Regions from separate parts of the Mus musculus genome. Here region 1 is linked to region 2. Evidence: chromatin contacts called from ENCODE Hi-C data. All regions are on one chromosome and are shown on one strand. The core of a region is the stretch at or near the end of the contact, and the rest is flanking DNA. Distances in the headings are between cores, read along the strand shown. Region 1 holds the start of Otx1 (orthodenticle homeobox 1). Region 2 holds the start of Meis1 (Meis homeobox 1).

Region 1 (6,977 bases), core at 2,117-4,616, 3.0 Mb before region 2:
AGAGCAGATCAGCAAGTTGCTACTCTCTGGGGAAAATTAAGAATCCAACCCATCCCAGGTAGGAAATTCACCGCCTGGCCCCGGAGCACCCTGGGGATCGGTTTAGGGTGGATTGGAGAAACCTTCCCTTTTCCAGGGGCCTCTCAGAAAGGCGCTTTCCCTTTCTCCCAGGCCCGCCCCAGACCTTCCAGGTGGCCAAACTCCCCTAGCTTTGCTAGTGATTGGGGGCCCCTCCTGCTTGGTTCCCAGCCTCGTGGGGTTTCCCTCTGCAGCGCCCGAACGCCCCTCAGCGGCGGTGGAGCGTGGCCCGGGTTTGGGCCGCAGCCTAGGAGTCGCGTTACTGCAGCTCAGCACAGTGCCTGGAGTCCCGCTCCTTAGGGCAAGCAAGAACCCAGCCGGCCAGCGGACAGAAACCTAGAAAGCCCACTCAGTGTGGAGAGACAAAGGATCAGGGCCGCCGGGTGTGGGGGTGGGGGGAGGATGGAGGAGTTTGTGGAGGGCGGGTGCAGAACTTTCTCCTGGCCAGGGGTCCAAGCCCCTTCCAGTCCCAAGTGTTTCTAGAGTCATGCCTCTACAGTGTGTGTGAGATTACTTAGATGCTGCACCCAGCTGGCCGATGGGCCTTAAACTGAGCCACCACCACCCACTTCTCCAACACTGGCCCTACTGTGCCCTGGATGCACAAGTATCCTTTGAGAGAACTGTCGAAGCTTCTGGACCAGTACCCCCGACCCGTACCTTTGCCTAGCAAAGGCTGCCTCAGTCTTCTGAGCTGAATTCAAGAAACTTCTCTCTCTCTCTCTCTCTCTCTCTCTCTCTCTCTCTCTCTCTCTCTCTCTCTCTCTCTCTCTCTCTCTCCTCCCCTCCCCCCACCCCCTCTGCTGCTTCTTTCTCCTTAATCCCAAGGTTTTACAGGATGAGCATTAAGAAAATTCGCCTCCAATTTGGGATTAGATAAATACTCTCGTGGCGCAGCGGGGCGGGGCGGGGGGTGGTGGCGGTAGGGTCCTTGCCACTCGATTCCTCCCATTTCCCTGAAAATGAAGGGAGACAGCATCAAGAAGCCACAGCGACCGACTCCCTCGCAGTGGGCCTTAGGGACCTCGCCGGCACATTCCTATGCGTACAGCCGCCCCACTTCTTCAAGCCTGACCCAGGCGAAGTTCTAAGACTGCCAACGAACCCGCCCCAAAGAGGCCAGAGTAGCAGAGTTTTCTAGCCAGGACGGGCGCCCCGGGCCTCAGAGGGCCAACCCAGGCTCACAGCCTGGAGACCCAGACAGGGATGCCTTCAGTTCACTCCCCAGGACGTCAACATTTTCGTGCCCGCCAAACTAGTGCACCCTAGCCTGCGCCTTTCCCTGGAAAAGGGGGCAGGAGTATATTTCGTTTCTTTCTTTAAACTCAGGAAAGTCCCGGTGGCTGAGACTGATCGTCTGTCTGCCTTGGGGTCTACTTCTGGTAGGGACCTGAGAGCCTAAGGTGTGTGCTCACTCCGGCCAGCGCTGTGCTCTGCGCTGTTTCTTTTCTGCCTGCAGGTTTATCTCTCTCACTCTCATTTCCCCCCTTTCCCCGCGTTCTTTTATTCTGCTTTCTCTTTCTCTCGCTTTTGTGAATGGGCCGCGGTGTCTTTGTTCTGGAGAGAAGCGCCCGTGTCGCTGACTTTTGTGAACCAGAGAAGGATCTTGTAAAACCTCCTTTTCTCCTCCGTAGTCCCCTCTCACACCCCTCCTTCCCTGCCCCTTTGATTAGATGTTCCCTCATCGTTCAAAAAAAAAAATGTAATTTCGTTAGTCTGGCGGCCACTTTCTTTGAACATTAGCTCGCTTTCAGCTCCAACTTCAATTAGAAGGAGTTGATTTTGAGAGACCAACAAAAGAACCGACCAAAGCCTTATTAAAGGTCCTAAGAAGATCTCTCGGTCCTTTGAGAAGCAGTTAAGGAAACAGTGTGCCCTCCGTCATATTCTGTTACCGTATTTTATTCGGACTCCAAAGAAAAGTGTCGCGTGGGGGAGGGGAGAAGCACTTTGATGAGCGGCAGTCGCGGCCCTTTTCACTCAGCGGGCTCCCCCCTTCCTTCTGGTCGCCCCGCACCCGGTCAGCGACCACAGCGGACCGCGCGGCCTGGGCATCGCGGTGCTCCGCTCTACCTTGCTCTCGGCGGCTGCCGAACTCACCCACGCACATACTGTGGTTCAAACTTTTCGCCCGCCTGTTGGGGTGAGAACGGCAGAAGATGAGGAAAAAGAACTAGGAAAGAGTGTAAGTGTGGTCCCTAGTATTCAGTAGGAGATGCCATGTAAAAATATTGCCTTGTTCGGGGTTGGGCCGAAAATACTCTTCCCTCTCGCTTTGAAAAGTACACACAAGAAGACGATCTCAGCAAGTTTATTCGGCTGGAAACTGGGGTCTGCCAGTAAGAACAATCCGGGGAAATTGTTTCGAGGAGGCTCCTCCAGTAAGGTGTAGAAAATGAAGTGAGAGGGATCGGGGTGTGTAGCCACATTTTCCACCAGACTGTTCGTTGTAGGTGGAGATCTGGAAAGACTGACAGATTGTGAAAAAGAAAGTTTTCTATCAAATCCATGAGAGAGAGAGAGAGAGAGAGAGAGAGAGAGAGAGAGAGAGAGAGAGAGAGAGAGAGAATGTAAGGAGATTTGAGTTCCAACGGTTCCGAAGAAGCTTTTAGGACTTGCGAACACCTTTGGTGAGACTGCCTGGGAGCCCCTGGAAACGCTGTGCAGCTGGGAATTGGCGGCGCCTCCCCTGCCGGTGCTCTTTCTGGGCGCAAGAGTCCCGGGTCGCCGCAGGGCGCCCTGCGCGCCGAGAGCTGCACCCCCACTCCCGGCTCCGCTCAGCAGCCCGCGCCGGCGGCGACCGCTGGTTGTGGGGGAGCGGAGGAGGAGTTGCTGGGGCCCCAGGGAGCATCAAGGAGTGCCAGGGGCCAGCACGCCCCGAGTCCTCGGCCTGGGAAGCCTGGCTCCCACAGTGCGGCAGAGCCTGGCGGCGCGCGCGCGCGAGCAGGAACCGGTTATCCAGCAGCTTGACGCCACTCCTCCGGAGCGCGGCCCGGGCAAGGGGAGGGCGGGGGCCCTCGGGCGAGCCTTGGGACCCGGGGCCCCCTCTGTGCCAGCAACTCCGGCGCAGCCTTCGCCCTCCTCAACTCGTTCTGAGCGGAATTTGCCAACCTAGACCCAGAGTTAGCGCGCGACCGGGGCGGGGCCGGCGCGCGGGGAGGGAGGAGGTGGGGGCGAGGGAGGGCGGGGGCGCGCGGAGGTAACCCGGGCTCGCCATTGCCCAGCTCCCTGTCACTCAGTCCGCTCTAGGCCCCCTATTGGAGGCCGAGCCCCGTTACGCACTCGCCTCGCGTTCACATACCCGGGGAGGGCAGTAGAAAGGTGATCAATCTTCATCAGGCTACATTTCCAATCACCTAAACAACCGAGCAAGACAAGCCACTCCGACAAGGTAAATTGCTTGATTTATTTAGTTTGCCAAGTGACTATGCAGGATTTCTCCAGTCCCTACCGCCTCCGGCTTGCTCCGAGAGAGTGCAGCTGCCAGCGCAAGCCACCTCCTAACTCTGTCCCTCGAACACCCCCTACTCACCCACCCCACCCCCCGGGTCCCGGGCGAGGCCAGGTCTTGAGAGGAAAAGCATGTGGGACTTTGCAACAAAGTGTTTGAGCAATAAAGTGAAACCTGGAGGTACACGCACAGAGCTCCTAGAAAAAATGCAGGAGACGGGAAGAGGGAAGTTGAGGGAAGAGGAAAGCCTAGGGTCCCGCCGTCTCCGGGGTAATACCTGTGCGCCTCCGTTTTGCAGGTTGGCTGCCGGCGAGTCTCGGTGAAGGCGAGAGGTAGATGGTGAAAAGCCGCGACTGCGGAGGGCAGGTAAGGAGGGAGTCGCCGGGCCGCGCGCCACCCCGGGACGATGGTGGCCCCTCTCGTCTCCCCGTCCTCTAATCGACCCCCGCTACCTCTGTCCGGGGCAGGTGGGCGGGGTTGGAGTGAGAGGCCGGGCGCCCCTTGGCTGCCCTGGGGACCCCAGGCCGCTCGGGAGCCGGCCGCCCCCTCCCCCGCCTCCTCCGAAGCTGCGGAACTGGGCTGCTAAGTTAGACGAAAGTACTCGAAAACTCACACCGCAGCCGGGCTTAGCCGCGGAGGCTGCAGGCCTGTGGCCCTTCGGCCCAAGCTCTTTGAATCCTTCCTTTCCGCCTTATGTGCTCGCTGACCTCCCCCCACCCCCTTAGTCTAGGCTGAGGGTCCCCCAGGGCTGAGGCGGGGAAAGGAGTTGGGATGGGGGAGCTGCTTTAGTTTTACCTCCCTTTCTCCCCGGAATCTCCTACCCTTGGGTCCTGGGATGTAGCTTCAAGCCCCCCGCCGGTCCCAGTCATACTCCCAGAACCCCTTCTTTTGCTGGAGCAGAGCTGCGTGGGCTCAGAGTGTCTGCGCCGAGCCTCGCCCTCCCGGTCGGCTGTGCGTGAGCTTTACAACCTGAGGCCTAGTTCCTTGCTCTCCATCGGGTTCATATAGGACGGCCGATGCGACGCGACCTGGCACGCTAGGCCTTCCAAAATCCCTAGAATGTTTGGGGCGCTGGGTTGGCCATCAAATTCTGGTGGGACTCGGTGTGCTTAGCAGACTTGGTAGAAAGAAGGCCCGCCTGTGCGAGCAAAGGAAGAGGGGTGACCGCCTCGGAGGTACCCCTGACCTTGGGCGGCATCCTGAAACTGCCACTTCTACTGTGGTGCCTTTGGCGTCTTCTTGCCGCCTTAGCCTGGCCTGGGCCGCATCTACCCTGGAGGTGCGGTGGGATTCCTGTTCAGCTATCTCTTAGTGCTAGGGGCCCAGAGAGGTCAACTAGAAAGGTGATTGCAGGCTCTGGGGTAGGAGGCAGCGCTGGAGATCTTTGAAGAAATGATGTGGCCAGTGAGCCTTGGCGACCCAAGGTGTATTCACCTTGGGCCTCTGTATTACTTGCCATTTTGTCCCTCTTTCAAAAATATTTCAAACTAAACGAAATAACCCGGTATCTCTGTGCGGCCTGCCCTCCCGGCGCCAAATGAACATTTGCTTGAGCAAATTGCTTCCGCCACACTAAAAAAAAAATTGACTTCACTTGGGATTTTGCACCCTCCGCGGTCCCGGCTCTCACCTCCTCAGCCTGATCACGCTTTAACTTTTCCTTCCTGTTGACACTCGAGGAGTGTCTTTGGCCCTTGTCAAGCCCTAAAAGAGGAAGGAACGATGTGGGAAAAGTTTACTTTCCTGAGAAGCTGTGTAGCTGCCGAGCTAAAGGAGAAGACGTTTCTCGGATTGCCTGCTGTGCAGTTCCTAGCACGCGCCCCCTCCCCATTCAAGGATTAGAGGAGCTGAAAGCCAAACTGACTGCGGGTGAAGGTTTCCATGTGTCTGCTGTCTCCCTAGGCCAGGCCCCCAGAAGCAACAGCTTGAAGGACTTCGCAGTGGGAGCCCTGAACTGCTCCTGGCCTCAGGCCCCCTGGATCCGTCGGGGCACCTCCACCCGGCTGTTAGCATGATGTCTTACCTCAAACAACCCCCATACGGCATGAACGGGCTGGGCCTAGCTGGCCCTGCCATGGACCTCCTGCACCCCTCCGTGGGCTACCCTGGTGAGCAGTGGCCCTCTGCCCCTACCCTCAAACCTCTGTAAATATTGGGGGATTCCATCCTCTACAGTTTGAGCCCACACAGTCCCTAAACAGACCCAGGAAGGTGATTAGCTCGCCGCCTGTTGCCTTGCTCTGTAGAAAGTGCAGCCTACAACTTTTGAGCTTGTGGTGCCTGCAACCTGGCTCCTCTTGTGTCCCACTTGCTAGGGAGGGCAGGTTTATCCCTCCCCCTGCCCCCGGATTTATTTCCCTCAGTTGCTTTTTTTAAAAATATAAAAAATAAAACCTTTCCCTGGTCCAACATTTCATGAGGAATCTGGACACTCACTAGGCCCTAACATAGCCAAATTTTTCTTATGTCTAGCTTCCCTGAGAAGTAGGGTTTTTTTTTTTTCTCCATAGAGAAACCTCAAGACCAGTGATTTGTCCCAACTCTTCTGGCATGATGGGGGACTCCAGCTGAGCCCTGGGTTTCTTTTCTAGATCCTACTTATTTAACATGAGTTTATTCTCTTGGAAAAAGTGACCCCTGGTCCTGTTTCTGTCCACCTCTGCTCTATTAACTGCCTCTCAGTTAGGGAGCGTGTGGGTTTAGGGAGATGAGAAGGAAAGGGTGGCTTTGTTTTTAACCGCATGAGAGGTACAGAGGGTGAAGGCCCTAAGGTTCTAGACTGGGGCCTTTAGTAGAATAAGTACACTTTGTTCCACCTGTGGCCAGGGGAGTTTTCGTTTGCTCGGAGCTCGGCCCTTTCTTTCTATGGCGGGGGTTCTGAACCTACCAGAAGACTTACTTGTGGCCTCTAGCACCAGTCCTTGTGGTCCACCGCTGACTCCAGGCGCTCTCGCATGTCCCCTCAGCCACCCCGCGGAAGCAGCGACGGGAGCGCACCACCTTCACGCGCTCACAGCTGGACGTGCTCGAGGCGCTGTTCGCAAAGACTCGCTACCCAGACATCTTCATGCGCGAGGAGGTGGCACTCAAGATCAACCTGCCAGAGTCCAGAGTCCAGGTGCGCGCTCCTGGGGCTCTAGGGGTAGGGTAGGGACGCAGGAACCGGTCTGGAAAGATCTGGCCTAGGCTGTCTGATGTTGGGGCCCTCTCACTGACTGCACAGCCCCTCTCCAACTCCCCCTAGCGCTGGGCGTAAGTCTGATAAAAGGGGTAACATTAAAAGGAATGGCTTAGAGCCCAGTATCTATTCCTTATCGCCTGGGCGCTTTCAATATTGAAAGTCGTTTTGTTTTTGGTTTGGGGGAGGCCAGCCATGTTCCCCGGATGTAACTTTCTCTGAAAGTTCGATAAGGGTCTGCTTCTTTGGCTACTACAGAACTGAGGCCTT
Region 2 (7,354 bases), core at 2,289-4,788:
CGTGAACTGCCTCTGCACCTTTCCTTTTACTAGATGATTGATTAATTGCTGCCTTGCTAGAAGGGTTTTTTTTTGTTTTGTTTTTTGTTTTTTTGGGGTTTTTTTTTTTGGCTACTATCTTACAATTCTGTACATCTGTCATTTCTCTCAGCAAGCCCCAACTGTAATAACTGTTTGCTAATTGTAAAATCCTTATCCAGAATGAGGTTTGAGCAAACAATTCATACTACTGTAATTACATTGTAAAAGTGTTTTAGTTGCTCAATTGTTCAGAAGTAATCTATGAAGGCCTGCAAGTAGCACTAGGTTCAGGTACACATTCTTAAGTGGAAAGTTTTCAAAACCAAGAGAGCTTTATTTTAAACTCACAAGTTCAAACTATCCTCACCTTTAAGGGAAACCCTGTTGGTAGATAATTAAAGTGTGCTTTAAAGGTAACCTGACATCACTTTAAAAAACCAACAGCTTTGTCCTTGCTTTGAAGATTGTGCTTATGTTCCTTTGCCACCTAGACCGGTAAACAAAACAATTTACTGAAAAGCAGGAACTCCAAATAAATCCTAGCCTCAAAAATATGTAGTTTATCAAAACTGACCTTGTTCAAACATGAAACCTTTGCGCAGAGTTAAGGAAACTTTAAGCCCATTACTTAAGTCTGCCTGAAACTCCCTTGGGCTCTTAAAGGCTAGGTCATATACGTGTATTTTACAGTAAATTTCTCCCAGTTAAATTGCACTTAGACGATTTCCCTTGCGATTCATTTAAGGATTGTAAACATAGCCATGCCCACTGTGGTGTCTGGATTGAGTGTCCTGCCCCCCCCTCACCCCCGTGGGAATTTCACCGGTGCTCTGTAGGCCTCTTGGGGTGATGACACTCACACCCTGCAAGACCCAGCAGCGGTGGACCGCCACTCAGGTTTGGGCCGCATTGGTCTGGAGCTGGGGAAGGGCTTTTAGGCTGTCTGTCCAGCTCAGTAGGTTCTATAATCCGCGGAGAAGTGGCTGTTTGGCCCAGCCAGATCAGCTTCCTTAAACTTGGCGGGGAAATCTCCTTCCAGTGAGCAGGAGGTAATTCAAGGCTCTTCCATGCCTGTTTTTGACGCACAAGTCTGTATTAATCTTCTAAATGATACACGGGGCGTTTGTGCAAGAAAAGAGCACAAGGATGTGATGGGGAAACTAAAAGCTTCAAACTTGAGCGTCAAAACAAAAAGGACACAGAGAGGAGACACAGAGGCACATGATGAGGGGTCGTGGGGCCTTTTATTGTTTTAAACAGTCGGATCTCTTTCGAGGCAAAGCCCATTGAAGGTTTGGGGTGAACATATGTCAACCTTCAGGTGTTCGTTGTTGGGGGCGGAGTGCTGGGCTGGAGGCCCGCACGCCTTGTCTGCTAGGCTTATCCCACGCGCACTGCCGCTGGTGTGAACTAGCCCGGCGCTGACTCGTGCAGACTGCTAAAAGCTGTCTTAGGAGGCTCCGTTGCTCGATAGAACCTGATTCCAAATCTAGGTTCTAATGTTTACCCTGTATCCCCTGTTCCGTAGACACCCTCTCAATAGAAACTTGAATACTGGCTGAAGAATGGAAACAGGTCTGTGACTTTGAACCTAAGAGTTGGCTTCAGTACCTTTCAGAGATGCTAAACCTTTTCCAAACAATCTCCGCGTGAAGGAAGCCTCCCTAGTCTTTCTCAGAACTCTCCTCAAAACCTTCCCCGGCCCCTGGGGTGAGGGTTCGGTCCGCAGCTGGCGGTGGGATGGGGGCGGGGGCGTTGGGAGCGTAGGCTGGCTGCTTTGGGGGAGAGAGCCTTTTGGCCACCTTCAGGGCGGGAATCCGGAATGGCAGTTTGCATTCCCAGCAGATCGAAGCTCCCTGCTGATCGATTATTTGATAATTGATTTTCCCCGCAGCCAATGCGCGGCTGCCTGGGCGGGGACGCCTTCCGATTGGTGGAGCTCTCTCCACGGCTGCCTACCGAGATTTGGGTGAGCTCATTTTCCAGTCGACCGCAGGGGGAGTTTTCTGCGAGGTTTCAGCTGGGGGGTGAGGGGAATCCTCTCCGAGCCCAGCGAGCTGAGAGCCCTGCCTGGGATGTGAGGTTTCCAGCTGCTCCGAGAGCTACTGTGACTGAGCAATCTAAGCCACGAGAGCCGGGCGCAGAAACATAAAGAGTAAAATAACCCCCACTAGATAGAGTAGCTGAAGAGTGAGAATAAAAAGACTCAAAAAACAATTTTAAGTCCAGGGTGTGGTATTTCAAGAGAGAAAGTTAAAAACCACTGGCTGGTTGGAGACTTTAAGTTGTGGGCAGGGTCAGCTTTTGTCTGAAATCTCAGCTTCCGAAGTGGATTTCTTTTTCTCTGGAACTGGGAGCTTTCACGGGGCTGGGTTCGGAGATAGACAAATTGAGAGATGGAGGTCTGGGAGGCCGGCTCCGGGCGTCGCCGCTGAAAGAGCTGGGGGTGGGGGGTGGGAGGGAGCGCAGCGTCTCCAGGCCCGAGCAAGGCCGAGGCTGGAGCCCCTCGGCGTCGCCCAGACAAAGGCAGCCCCAGCCGCAGCGCAGCGGAGCTCTGCAGCTTCGCCGCGCCCCGGGCGCACGGCTAAACTTGCCGGTAGCGCAATCGAGAAAGAGCCTCGGGTCCCGGGGCTCCCAGGCCCCGGCCGCCCGCAAGGTCTGGCTGCTTGGTGCCCGCGTTGAGTTTCGTTCTCCAGCGGTCATAAATAGCTCGGTGTTTGTAAACAAGCGCTGGGGGCACATTCCCGGCGCTCGGCTCATTGTTCCCTCCCTTCCTCCCTCACTTCGCGCGGCGGCTGGGGCTGAGGGCTGCAAGAGAGGAGGTGGGGACGTCCGGACTCAAAGTGACAAAATGCAAGCATTTCCTTTCCTCCGGCCCTACGTCCACTTCTGACAGCGGGGGGAGAAAAAAAAATAAAGAAAGAAAGAAAAAACCCAAACCAAAAGAAAAAAAAGAAAAGAAAAGAAAACCTCTAAGCTGAGTCTGCAGAACGCCCGGGCGACCGCTACCCCACGTTCTCAGGACTCTCGAGCGGAACCTTTTCCAGTCCAGTTCCAGCTCCTCTTCTTGCTCTGGCTTTGACTTTTCTCCTCCGGGAGTCTAGCAGAGAATCCAGTACTTTTGGCATCACCCCCACCCCGAAAAATACTGGCAGACCCCAATAATTTCGAGGAAAGTCTTGAAGTCTTTCATGAGCGGAGCCCTGAGCGAATTAACTCCGGCATCTGCCTGCCCTACGTTTATTCCCGATTTATTTCAAGCGTCCGCTTTGGGAAGAGAGGCTGGAAGGGGACGTAAAGCCGGCGGGTTGGGAGCTGCAGCCTGTATTTGTGTGCATGTGCCCTGGGTGTGTGGTGTTAGTGCCTGGGCGTGCGAATTTGTGGAGTGTCTTTCTGCCTCTCCAGTGCGGCCAGAGCTCGCTTCGCGCACCCACCCCTGCCGAGGAGCCTACTTGCTGCAGCCCAATGCATTGTGTAAGACGCGACCTGTTATGGCCACCACTACTTCCGGGTTCTAGCATTCTGGTCGGAATCCACCTCTCCGCCTGTGCAACACACACTTTACACACGCACGGCGACTGCAAGCGGGCAGCATCGATCGTGGCTCCTTTAAGACAAACTCAGACAGACATTTTTTTAACCCTCCTCTCTAATCTCCCTTCAGTGCAGCAGTTGCAAAGAGGGAGAGAGAAAGAGAAAGAGAGCGAGAGAAGAGAGAAACTGATTAGGAATTAGGACTGATTCAAGGAAAGCGGGCGCTAGGGCTTTGTGCATTTGAATATTAACATTTGAGGTGTTCTGACCAGAAGAAGACAGAACGGACGATCATTCATTCACCACGTTGACAACCTCGCCTGTGATTGACAGCTGGAGTGGCAGAAAGCCATGAGATTTGGTAGTTGGGTCTGAGGGGCGCTCTTTTTTTTTTTTCTTTTTCTTTTCTTTTCTTTCTTTTTTTTTAAACTGATTTTTTTGGGGGGGAGAGAAGATCTGCTTTTTTTTTCCCCTCCCACTGCTGTCTTGGTGGAACCAGAGCGCTTTTATGCTCAGCGACGCGGGCGCCTTGCTTCAGGTCCGGTAGACCGAAGATCTGGGACCAGTAATTCACACTGCTGGAGACGCAAAGGGATTTTTTTTTGTTATTGTTGTGCTTTATTTTTTTTTCCGGGGGAGTTTGCATATTTGTTTCTTTTCACACTGGCCTTAAAGAGGATATATTAGAAGTTGAAGTAGGAAGGGAGCCAGAGAGGCCGATGGCGCAAAGGGTACGTATTAAAAGCAATTGTGGAAGTCAAATGTGAGATTAAATTGAAACGTGGCTGAAAGACACTGCTACTAAGTTTCCTCTTTTCTTTCTCTCTTTTTGAATGAGGATCCTAAAGCCGCGGCCTAAATCGACAGTTTTACTTAATGCGTTTGCAGCCTTATGCATGTTTCTTGTGGTTAATTCAAGTGATCAAGTTGTCTATAGATTCCTAGCCAACAGCTATATAAATAAAAATACAAGCTCAAGGAATCACCTGTTTTAAAAGATAAAAAAGACAAGGGGGAAGATGCTTCATATCCAGTGCTGTAATTTAAGCATTTAGGGACCAAAAGTTTAAAGCTATGTTTAATGAAAATGAACAGCTGAGAACTTTTGCCTCATTATCGATTATATTCATCTTCAGTATCAGTAGAAATGGGGAGCATTTTCCGCTAAGTAATGTCCTGGTGCAGTGAATTTTTGGTTGGAAAAACATTCCTTTTATAAAAGTAATTTTAATTTGCATGGGATTTTATGCAAGATAATAAGTTTGTAGATTTTTTCCTTAGCTAAGTTCTGTACTAGTTAGATACTAAATACAGAGCTCTCACTTTTAAAATGCAATACTAATTTCCCCAATATTCCTATTTGAATGAAAATGCCTTGAAAGTAAACTGAGACAATGATGCCCCCGCAGAGGTGGCTTCTTAAAAGAAAGGGGTCTACAAAAAGGCTGCCTTGCATAATTTGTGTCTTGGCCCTCAAAGCCCCTTTTGGAAAAGAAAGTTACTAGAGGACACATTTTTCTTTATTCTCTTGGTTCAGACAAATGTCAGCCTTCTTCCAAACTCTTCCCACCTCTGGCTTTAAGAGGTTGAAAGTGGCAATTCCCCTCTCTTTGGAAATCATTTCCCTCTCAAGATTTCCAAATCTTAGAAAAGTAACTTGCTTGAAATAAAACAATCAGAAAAATCCAAATAGCTGAATTTATCACAGACAGTAATGGCAATCAATTTGAAAGCAGCCCCCCCCCCACACACACACCAGAGATTTGCATGTGTATTTTGCTTTTGAATCTGCTTAGAAACTAACACATAGCAATTGCTTCCTTGACTTCAACTCTAGGGAGAAAGTTTGTGAAGGTTAAAAAAAAACAAAACAAAGTAGAGTATTAGTTGCTTCCTTTATAGCTTTCTTTAAGCTTGGAAACAGCGTTGTCCATGTGTATGTTCAGCTGTAAAAGGCAACACAAGCTGCCTTGTGCACACTGCGGGATAACATATATGGGGGGCAGTTCGTTTTTGTATAATTTAGCAGTTTGGAAAAGCAAGGCAAACATAGTGTCTTACAGGACTGCCCAATTCCATGCTGGCAGGGAAGTAAAATAAGAAGCCTTTCAGAATTCACTGCTTGGCACAACTATTCCCATCATAACTTTTAAAAAATACCCCACCCCCCAAGTGAAGGCTGTGTGAAGCAAGGCGGGTCTGCTACACTGTTCCGGCACGTTTTATTGTTGTGATTTTCGGTTTCCACCTCCAGAAACATGCATGTTTTACCTTCCGCCTCCGGGAGAATGCCTCTCTGCCTTTCCTTTTCCTTCCTCCCTCCCTTCCTTGCCAAAAGATTTTGGATTTCTGAATTGGTCTATATGGACACAAGTTAGGACAGGAACCTTCATCTCAGATGACTCTCACTGAGAATTCTGGAGCTCTTACTGTTAAAATTAATTTTTACAACAGAACGCTCAACTTTAGAGATGTAAGGCCAGGGAATTCGGGTTGAAGGATCCTGTTGTACTGATCTAAGCTCGGTGCCCTAACGTTCCCGGTTACCCGCCTGGCCTCTGACCCTTTTTTTCTCTCCTGTTTGTCATGCAGTACGACGACCTACCCCATTATGGGGGTATGGATGGAGTAGGCATCCCCTCCACGATGTATGGGGACCCGCATGCAGCCAGGTCCATGCAACCGGTCCACCACCTGAACCACGGGCCTCCTCTGCACTCGCATCAGTACCCGCACACAGCTCACACCAACGCCATGGCCCCCAGCATGGGTTCCTCGGTCAATGACGCTTTAAAGAGAGATAAAGATGCCATTTATGGGTAGGTATAATGGGCAGGAGTTAAGGAGTGAGGCGCGATGCTTCCCCCATTTCCCAAGCCCTTGCAACCGGAAAGTCAGAGCACTCTAGATTAGAGGTACAATTCACAGTGCGTGGAAACTGGTTTGGGGTATAGCGGGGGAGCCTCCTCCCGATTCAGCGCCCGGCTTGGCCGCCACGTTGGTCGCAAAGGAGTCCCAGTGCTGGAGTGGCCGTCTAAAGATTCCGAATCCCCTCTCAGACTCGAGTCAGCAAATCTGAGATCTTGCTCGCTAGACTTAGCTCGAGCGTTGGGGAGTTTCTAAGGGTAGGCGCCTTAGTTTAGGGAAAATCTTTTAAGCCATTGATTGTTCTGACTTGCGGAGTTTACTCAGCCACCGCATGCCGGTTCTGCCGGTGCACAATAAAGTCAGAGGGACAGCTGCAGGTCAGACAAGGGGAACATGTCTTGCTTTAAGAAGTTTGTTCAACTGAAGTCAAGGAGAGGGGCCGCTCTGAATTGACACAGACATTTAGAAACTTCTGGGTGTTTTGTCAATCTGTGTTCAAAGGCAAACCTGCAGGATTTAACAAGAAATGTTTGTGGGATGCTCTTCCGGGGGCTCTCTGGCCAGGGCTTACTGTGTTCCGTCGGCCATTCTATTAGAGCTTCCACTAGAAAAGCCTTTTGAAAGTTACTTGTGCTTCTCTGTGTGCTGACGATTTGAGGGGGAAACTCCCCCCACTTTTATTTTTAAACTTTGTAATAACTTTTATTACACTTTTCTCTTTAAAAAATACGTAATGCGGAGCTTTCTGGTTAGGGGGGAAATCTTTGTGCTTTATTTTCTAGTCCCTTGCGCGGTGGGCTTGCTTAAAACCTAGCCTTCTCTCTGCAAATGGTTTAAACTCCATTTGAGGAAGCTTTGAAAAGGACCCCAAACTGTTAAATTCCCAGCTGGGCTGTGAGAGCTAATAAAAAAGGCTCGAGACTCCTGGAGC

What was found. Hi-C counts contacts between places; a loop is a spot of excess contacts on that map.
Region 1: a loop to region 2 is called in a map of left cerebral cortex, with 8 times the contacts of the local background. The contact joins the promoter of Otx1 here to the promoter of Meis1 in region 2. A Hi-C loop is called at or near these places in 5 of 37 maps with a recorded cell type or tissue (ES-E14 and left cerebral cortex).

The regions. Positions count from the first base shown.
Region 1 is chr11:21,998,040-22,005,016 of GRCm38, reverse strand. It overlaps Otx1 (orthodenticle homeobox 1), which reads left to right and starts at 3,366. Exons shown (of 5, transcript NM_011023.3): 1 at 3,366-3,469; 2 at 3,828-3,895; 3 at 5,432-5,637; 4 at 6,496-6,647. The coding sequence starts at 5,541. Gm32517 (a long non-coding RNA gene) reads right to left here and starts at 6,518. Exons shown (of 3, transcript XR_003949861.1): 1 at 6,429-6,518; 2 at 5,160-5,233; 3 at 4,433-4,583.
Region 2 is chr11:19,015,153-19,022,506 of GRCm38, reverse strand. Meis1 (Meis homeobox 1) reads left to right here and starts at 3,538. Exons shown (of 12, transcript NM_010789.3): 1 at 3,538-4,286; 2 at 6,148-6,374. The coding sequence starts at 4,275. Gm16141 (a long non-coding RNA gene) reads right to left here. Exons shown (of 3, transcript XR_381070.4): 3 at 4,177-7,354.